Regions from separate parts of the Homo sapiens genome. Here region 1 is linked to region 2. The links are chromatin contacts, found by Hi-C or POLR2A ChIA-PET in ENCODE. All regions are on one chromosome and are shown on one strand. The core of a region is the stretch at or near the end of the contact, and the rest is flanking DNA. Distances in the headings are between cores, read along the strand shown.

Region 1 (4,398 bases), core at 690-3,189, 190 kb before region 2:
AACCACACTCCCCTGAGCTCTCCCCATACCTCCCTACTGGGGTCTGCAGGGCCCACGGGGTTGGGTGGGGCATCCAGGTGCTGATTTAGTACCATCCATTGCTGCAACACCAGATTACGACAATACTGCATGATTTAACACACAACCACACACACAAAGCACACGCGCACACGCACATACATGTACAAAGGGATATTTTGGTGGTGGTGGATTTTTTTTTGTCTTTTGTCTTCCTATTCACATTACAAAAGGAAAGGGCAAGGTTCTGCAGAACTGACGAAGGAACTAACAGATACTACAAAAATATTACAATTTGTGAAGATTAGCTCAACCCTCTCAGCTTTTATGAATGGAGCGGGGAGGGGCCCAGGCTGAGTGGGAAGGGCATGGGAGTGAGGGGGCCAGCTAGTTCTATGGAATAGTTTGATTTTTTTCTCTTCCTTCCCCACCAATGTTGAATGACATCTTGCTGTTAAAAATACTGTTTTCTGGGATTTACAGATCCCCTGAGGGCCAGCCAGTCCCCGCTTCTTCCCAGACCAGAGGAGGAAGCCATAGTGCATAATGATTTCTTACAGACGGCCCCTCCCCCAAATGATTTCACCCTTTTCACATTATAAACATGACAACTGTTCTAGTCACGTATTTCAAGTTTAACTTCTTTTCCTTTCCAAAACACTAAGTCGTTACTATAGTTGCAAAATAGCATCCTCCCTACTTTACCATCCCTAATCCACAGTCTAGTGACACCGTCCTCCCAATTCACATCCTCCCAACACACAATTTTAAGGCCTTCAGATTTGGTGGATGAGATTGAAGGGGAGGGCAGGAGGGCTGGGGCCGAGGGACGGGGGGGTCGTCGCAGCAGCACCCATCCCTCCGGCTTCCCTACATTCCTCGTGATCCTTCTCCCCAAAACCGCTTCCCTAAACCACTTTGTAAAACCTAAGATCAAAACGCAGCCACAACTTTCTCAGAGAGAGAAAGGAAAGAAAAAATAATAATAAAAAACTCTTACACATAAAGCATGAGATGAAACGGAGGGTCCGTCCCAAAGCAAACACGAATATTGCAAATGTGCTTTCCAAAATTCAGGAGGGTCGGGGGAGGTTGGGGAAAAGAGGGAGGAAGAGCAGCAGAATGGGAGGCGGGAAAGGAACAAAAGAACAACTGGACAAACATAAGAGGTAGCTTTTAGAAAAACAACACCCCCACCCCAACACAACAAAACAAAGGCTGGATCCCGCCCCCCTCCCCAAAGACCAGCCGTGAAAATAGACCAATTCTGGCAATGAGAATGCACGCACAGAGGTGAGACCACACAGTTGCAAGGATCCAAACACAGGCCCTCAAACCTCAATGGCCCAGCAAATTGTAAGAAAGGTGGGATTCTCTCCAGAGTGTTTTAGGCGGAACGGATGGTGGCCACAGGTGACTTCATGCACCAGCGGAGCCAAAAGTGACTCCCTAGTGCCCTCTGGGGACCATGAGACCCCAAAGCAACATCCCCTCCCCACCCACGCTCTTCGCCCTCCTCGGCCCTCACATTCAGATCCTGAGTATCAACTCCTCCTGCACAGTTCCTGCCAGCTGGGAGGCTGGTCTCCAGGGGCACGGGGAGGGTCTTGACCAGCTGAAGTCTATAAAAACAACTATTAATTTACACAAGAAACAGAAAAGAACACCCTCCCCATTCCTCCAAGCCCCAACCGAAAAAGAGATACAGAGGTTAAGAAAGCTCATGAGGTCACAAAAAACTGAGGTAATTCAAGTACAATGTGCTAACAGGGGACACAGAAAAGAAGCAAAACATAACACAAGGCCAAAGCGCTTTCAAATCCTCCTCCTCCTGCAGCTCCTCCCCCTCCTTCTGCTCCTCCTCCTCCTCCTCTCCACTGTGGACCGAGGGGCGCTGTGAGTCAGGAATTCTGTGCGACTCTCTCTGGACCTGGCTTTTCTTGCTGAGCTCACTACATCTGGGGTCCCCAGTGTGACTCAACAACTTTCTCCCTTGCCCAGCTTCCCTCATCCCACGGGCTGGGTGTCCTCTTTTCCAGGTGTGGGACCCCTCTAGAGAAAGACATCCACAACCTACCCTCGGAACCTCAGCCCATTCATGGATTCCTTCTCCTGGGACTGAAGTAGGGCTACGTAGGGACTGTGGTTTGTTTGGTAGGATATTAGGTATTTAGTTGTGATGCTTTTCCATTTTGGAAGCAGCGCAGCAGGAATCTTGCTCACGATGGTGCTGGACTAGGGTGGGGTATTGGATTTGTTTTGTGTTCTCAGAAGGCTGAGGGTAGGAGGGACCCTGAAGTCAGAGGCAGCTATCCCACTAGGGAACCGGAGAAGGATGGAGACACCGCCAGGTCCCTGAGGGGCTGGGACTCCCCTGGGACTTGGAGGACAGGAGTCAAGGGGAGGCTGGGAACAAAGAGCTGGAGGAGGGGCAGGGGTCCTGAGGCTCTCAGAGACCACCGGGGGACACCCAGATGTGGCAAAGCAGAGGAAAGCAGCAGGTGGGCTGAGTGGTGGGAAGAGAAACAGAGCCCTTCTCCTCCCCAGTCAGCCGCCAGCAAACTAGAGCTGCCATTTTGAGCAGCTAGTGACCCAGCCCAGACCCATCAGCAGGGGAGCGCCCTTCTGGCTCACCTCCTCCCTCCCTTCATCTCCTGGGGGTCTTGGTGGAGGAAGGCCGGCACAGACCGTGTGGCTCTGACCAGAGGACCTCTCACCTGCTTTCTAGCCTCCATTTCTGGACACATAAAAGAAGGTCTGGGTGAAGGAAGGAGAAAAATGTGCCACCATTTGAGTGAACAAAATACCCAACCCCATCCCAGAAAATCAGGCAAACCTCCAGCCGGGAGAGGAGGGTGGAGGCCCCCAGAGGAGGGGCAGTGGCTTGGCATCCAGGTCATCTGGAGCCCAGAGAGAATCCAAGGCCAAAAAGCTACCAGGTTTCCTTTTCCTTCTGTTTTTTTTTTTCTTTTCCTTTTTTATTTGTCATAGTCCTTCCTTCATCTCACTCCAACTCTTCTTTCCTGGCTCCCCGCTCGGCTCCACCGCCGCGGGCCTCCCTTCACACATAGCACAGGTAGAGGTACGTCTTCTCTATCCTCCAGTCGGGCGGGATCTCCTCGGGCTTGTGGCCCTTCATGTGCTTCTGCATGGAGGAGAGGCTGGGGCAGTACTCTGTGCAGATGGTGCACTGGTAGGGCGAGGCGCCGTTGTGCGTTCTCAGGTGCTTGATCATGGCCGAGTAGTCCCGGGAGCGCTGGTGGCAGAGCTTACACTCAAAGGGCTTCTCACCTGAGGGCGGAGGGACAGGGCAGGAGAAAGTGAGGACAGACAGAAGGCGGTGAGGGCACCATGTCACCCTCAGGCGTGCCAGGGAAGCTGGGTTCCTCCAGCTGGGCTTGCTCCAACAGAACTTTCTGGGACAATGAAGGCACCACCCAAGACGGCAGCCACCAGTCACACATGGCTATGAATGAGGCTGGTGCGACTGCAGCTCTACAGTTTTCTAATTTTATTTCATTGTAACTAATTTAAATAGCTACATGTAGCTAGTTGACTACTGGATTGCCCAGCTCCTTGTCTTACTATTCTTAACTCTCCCAAGGCCACAGTCTTTTCCCTTTCTAATTAAGAAAATGGGTGTCTAGAAAGAGAAAGGCCCCAAAGTCCTCAGGAATGGCTCTTCAAGCCACAGTTCCGTCCAGAGAGCAGGTGGATCGAGACCTTTCAGGGCTACAGATGGTGGGGAGCAGGGGTGGGGGGAAATTGAGGGAACCCAGTCCTTCAAATATGCTGCACCTGGGGACACCTATCCTGCTAAAGCTCTCTTTTTTTTTTTTTTTTTTGAGACGGAGTCTCGCTGTGTCGCCCAGGCCAGACTGCGGACTGCAGTGGCGCAATCTCGGCTCACTGCAAGCTCCGCTTCCCGGGTTCACGCCATTCTCCTGCCTCAGCCTCCCGAGTAGCTGGGACTACAGGCGCCTGCCACCGCGCCCGGCTAATTTTTTGTATTTTTAGTAGAGACGGGGTTTCACCTTGTTAGCCAGGATGGTCTCGATCTCCTGACCTCAAGATCCACCCGCCTCGGCCTCCCAAAGTGCTGGGATTACAGGCGTGAGCCACCGCGCCCGGCCTTTTTTTTTTTTTTTTTTTTTTTTTTGAGATGGAGTCTCACTCTGTTACCCAGGCTGGAATGCAGTGGTGCAATCTCAGCTCACTGCAACCTCTGCCTCCCGGGTTCAAGTGATTGTCCTGCCTCAGCCTCCCAAGTAGCTGGGATCACAGGTGCCGCCACCATGCCCGGCTAATTTTTGTATTTTTAGTACAGACAGGGTTTCACCATGTTGGCCGGGCTGGACTTGAACTCCTGACTTCAAGTGA
Region 2 (4,395 bases), core at 490-2,989:
AGGCCGTCAAGGTTGGGATGAGCATTCAGCCGAGCCGAGCCACCGCGTGCTTTCCCGCAGACATCGGGGTTTCTGAGAACTAGGAGGGAACAGCCAAAAGAATGGAAGCTTGGCGCCCTGAAACAAGCCTTTTGGGTCCTGAGGGAAATCTGGGCGCCCACGGGCAGCCGTCTCCCCCACCCGCCGCTCGGCGCCCGCGATCCGGCTGGCGCTGGCTGCAGCGTCCAGCCAGGCGGCGCGGGGAAGAGCCGGCGATAACCCGCCCGAGCTCCGGGGATCGACCGCGCTCTCACACCCCCCCAGTTCCCAGCGACCCCCACCGAGACTTGGAGACGACTTCAGCAAACTTGGGGAAGCAACTTTTCCCGAGGAGCTAGACTCCTGAAAGAAGGAGAGCTGAGCTAGGGACGAGGGAAAGCGAAAGAGACGGGGAGGAACGGCGACAGTCCGGGCGGGCTGGACTCCGCGGCGAGAGCGGCAGGGGAGGCGGACCCGCCCCGCGGCGAAGGGGAAGCACAAAAGCCCCGCAGCGAGTTGTGGGAGGAAAGGCGAGAAGGGGTCTGCCCGCCCTCCCTCTCCGACCCAGGGCCGTGACCCCCTGGGAGCGACCGGCTGGGTCCCAGGCCTCTGGCCAGCGGCGCCAGCGGCCAGCGCGCCCGGCCCAAGCACGGTGCGAGCGTCTCGGGGAGGCGGCGAGCGAGTCGGTGCGGAGCGCTCCGTGCGTCCGGGTGGTTCCGCGGGCCGGCGGGACCGTGCGCATTTCAAGCGCGTGCGGGAGTGTGCGAGGCGCTGTGCGAGCTAGCGGCGGGCGCGCCAGGGTGGGAAAGGCATCCCGAACGCATCAGGTGCAGAGACCGGCACCCACCGAGAGCGGCCGGGAGCGCACGGCGAGCTCCGGTGTCACCGCCGGTCCCGCCGAGAGCCGAGGAGGGCCCGCAGCGCTGCAGACCCTCTGGAGCTTCCCTCCCTCCCCTGCAAAAGGGGGGTGGGGATCAAGTCCAATCAAGAAAAAGCCCACCACGTTTTCTCAAAGAGAAACAAAACGTAAGCAGTCCCAGTCCTGCTCCCCTCCGCCCCCAGATCTACTCGTCAGCTCCTCCGATTCTAGCTTCCCAGCCGGCCGGCGAATAAACACACAAATAAATAAACCACAACCTTATCTTGCGCCCGCGCACCGGTCCGCATACATAAGAGCACCCACGGGCTCTGTTGCTCCGCCAGCCCCTGGCGGTACAAAGCCTCCGGATCCCCGACCCCTCTGCTCACGCCCTCAGCCCCCGCACACCGCTACGCCCCCCACCTCTCACCCCGACCGTGCCCTGAAGAGGAAGGGCTGGGGAGGCAGCTGCGCCCAGGCTGACAGCCGGGGCTCCCCCTTCTAGCCGACCCCCAACCGGTGGCGGCGACGGCTGCAGCGGCAGGAAGGGAACACGCCAAATAAAAAAGGCACAAGCCCAGCGGCCGAGTGGCCGAAGCGAGCGCGCGCCCCCCAGACCTCTCCAGCCCCGGGAAGCCCCGGCGCGCGGCGCTCGCTGGGCGGTGCGCCTCTTCCCGGCCCCTCACTCACCGCAGCCGAGCCGGGCACTGTGGGGTGGGTGTGCGTGCCTGTCGGGGGGTGTGTGCCTGTGTCGGGGAGGGGTGTTGCTGGGGAACTGTTGCTCTCCGTATCACGGCGGCAGCGACAGCATCGCCCGGCAGTTCGCAGTACCCGCTCTCATCGCCCTCAACTCCTCTCTGCTGCGAGGTTAGCAAATCACCACCGGCTGCTGCGCCTCCGCCGCGTCCCACGTCAACGCCGAGCCCCCTCCCCTGCAAGGCCCCGGCGCCTCTCCATCTTTAGTGCTGGCGGCCGAGCCCGGCTCCCTGCCCACAGCTGCCCCCCTTCCCTCCCCCCTCCCGCGCCGTCCCCGGGCTCAGCCCGCCCACCACCCCGCACTGGCCGAGCCCGCGCGCGCTCCCCGCCCCACCCCTCCTTTCCCCTCCCCTCCCTTCCCCTCCCTTCCCCGCGCTCCGCGCTCCGGGCTTCGCCTGACATCTAGCTGCTGCTGGGGCGCCGGCGGCCGCCTCTCACCGGCCGAGCGGAGAGGAAGGAAGGAGCCAGAGGACAGGAGTGCATGGGGACTCAGAATCCTTAATAGGGGAACTGAGGGTGAAGGGCGCGCAGCAGCCCCCACCTACTCCCAAGATTTTAATTTGCACTGGATACGGGTTTTGTCCCCCCCTCCCCGCACCCCGGTGCTCAAGCACGCAGTTTTGTCTCCTCTTCCAATGTTTGCCCCAATTCAGTGCGTGTCATCTCGCCTTTAACTTTTTTCTCATGGCTCGGGGCTGCAGTCCCCCTGACATCTGTTTTAAAAGGCCGCTTTCCTAGCCCAAACCCGGCCCTCTCATCCTCCTGGTTACTGCGCGCCTCCCGGCTTGAGCATCCGGATTTCAATAAGTCTCCCGAGGCAGAGTTCGCGGGCGCTAGTGAACCAGGTGCCAGAAGGTCCGCGGGGATCTATTGTCGAAGCGAGACACCCGTTTTTAGCTGTCGCGATTGCTGGAGGCCAAGGTCGAGTCCTGGGAGAAACTTTTCTCTCTCCCAAACCTTGGACAGCCTCTCGGCTCTGCCCTCATCCTACCCCCCCGCCCCCCAGCAATCTGGGTGGAAACAGTTCCCGAGAACTGCGCCCAGCTCAGTGCACAGTCTTCAGGGGGCAGGGGGAAGCTTGGACAACCTCTGGGCCCCTCAAAAGTGTGTCCTCCTTCAGCTGGCCGCCCTACTTCAGAGGGTAGAGCAGCCAAAGAAAATGTACTCTTCCTCTGACTGCAGAAAGCTGCCCTCTCCCCTTTTCCCTGGAGCTGAGCGAAGGTAGGGTGCCAGAGGCGGGAAGCGCTCTTCGGGCACGGGCTGTGGATTCTGACCGAAGCCCAGGAGGTTGGGGTGGGAGGTGGGGGTGGCCGAGAGCGCCATCCAGGGTTCTCAGGCCAGTCAGCCCTCGAGGTCACGCGGTTTTAGCAATGCGGAGCTTATGTCACCAAGGCCTGAGTCTGCATGTTCTGTCCGTGACTCACGGGTGGGCCAGAGGTTTTCCGCAGGACTCACCTAGAATCACACCTCCATGCGTGCCTCTGGCACTGCCCCAGACCCAGTCCCATGAACTGTAGGGTCATGGAAGGTGGCAGAAATCTGTATCTGTTCGCTGAAGGCCAGGCGGTAGAGTTTACACATCGGAACTGATCCGGGTTCACAAGAGCCGCTCATGAGGCAGCCCCAAAGACGGGTCATTCCATCCCAGCAAGAGCCACTCCTGACTCTTAAGAGCAGGGAAAGCTCAGCCCAGCAGGAGTCTGCGGAGAGAGCTGGGCAGGGGAACACACTTGAGTGAAGGAAGGGCTCCTCTGATAGCACGGGATACAACCACATCAAACCCAGGGCAAGCGGAGGGGAAGCCCAGTCCCTGGGTATTCATTTCATTAACAATAAAGAGCAATCCCATTTAGAGACTACCTGTTTTTCTAACTAAGGTCTATACACCCTGTTAGAGGAAAGGGATTTAAAGAAAGTTAGGAAAGAACTGGGCTGCAAGGAGAGCAAGAGTGGAGGGATGTAAGGAGAGGAGAAAAGACCCTCCTGGTGCCTCACCAGGGAAACAGAAGAAAGAATCACTACACTTGTTGAGCTTCTGCCTAGATAGTGCCTGCTGGAGGTTTCCGCTTTGCTGTCCACATCCACCTACCAGCCTCTCCTCAGTGCAGTAGCAGGAGAAGCACACAATTAACCCCTGATCCTAATCTCCTATTAATCCTCAAATCAGAGAAAGAGAGAATCTCTGGAAACAATGGGAGAGAAAGCACAATCCTCTATGGCCCTGGCCTCCCCACCCCCGTGCCATATTCACTCTATGTGAAAATCTCCCTTGCTTCATAAACGCTGCCCATTAAAAGCCCAGCCCTTGTTAGTAAGTGTTAAAGAGAGATTAATGCCTGAATTTAAGAGGTGGAGAAGGTAACAAAAAGGAAGAAGGCAGGCGAGGCTGTGGGCTGAATGCCAGCATTGGGCTCCAAGCATTTCCACTTAGCGCTGAAGGCTGGCTGCACAGCAGTTTGATAAGGTTTATTGGGCCCAGATAAAGCAGCAGCAGCTCCCCCACCAAAACTGGCACCATTTATAGCCAGAGCTATGTCCTTGGGTCCTGGGAAGGCTGATGAGAATCCTCAGTTCAGAGATTTCATATGGCAGCACCTAAAAACAAGCAGGATGGAAAATTACAAGAGAATACTCAATCTCTCTCGCGCGCACATGCCCGCTCTCTTTCTGTCTCTCTCATGTTCGTGTATTTAGAGTGATTTTTCTTTTACATTTTTTCTTGAAGCGTCTTTTAAGGGAAACCTGGGTATCAGTTCTAAAAA

Evidence for each region. A loop is a pair of places that touch in the nucleus more often than their neighbours do. ChIA-PET counts read pairs that join two places held with the same protein, here RNA polymerase II (POLR2A). Pooled maps may share reads with other maps.
Region 1: a map of heart right ventricle shows a loop between it and region 2 (3-fold over the local background). The contact joins the enhancer-like site here to the promoter of ZBTB16 in region 2. A Hi-C loop is called at or near these places in 59 of 168 maps with a recorded cell type or tissue (B cell, CD4-positive, alpha-beta memory T cell, Caco-2 and 35 more) and 38 of 50 pooled maps. POLR2A ChIA-PET finds 5 or more read pairs at or near these places in 11 of 52 experiments (A673, BJ, CD4-positive, alpha-beta T cell and 8 more).

What each region holds. Positions count from the first base shown.
Region 1 is chr11:114,249,237-114,253,634 of GRCh38, reverse strand. ZBTB16 (zinc finger and BTB domain containing 16) reads right to left here. Exons shown (of 7, transcript NM_006006.6): 7 at 1-3,309. The coding sequence ends at 3,080. Among named protein-coding and RNA genes, the nearest start is that of NNMT, 45 kb to the left of the region's middle. Within about 2 kb of position 1,939, at least 9 of the 41 ENCODE cell types and tissues checked have a DNase peak (open chromatin) inside an H3K27ac peak, as active enhancers do; they include ascending aorta, gastrocnemius medialis, heart right ventricle and 5 more, where a contact is called at or near this core.
Region 2 is chr11:114,057,055-114,061,449 of GRCh38, reverse strand. ZBTB16 (zinc finger and BTB domain containing 16) reads right to left here and starts at 1,739. Exons shown (of 7, transcript NM_006006.6): 1 at 1,568-1,739. RefSeq lists a silencer at 1,889-2,183.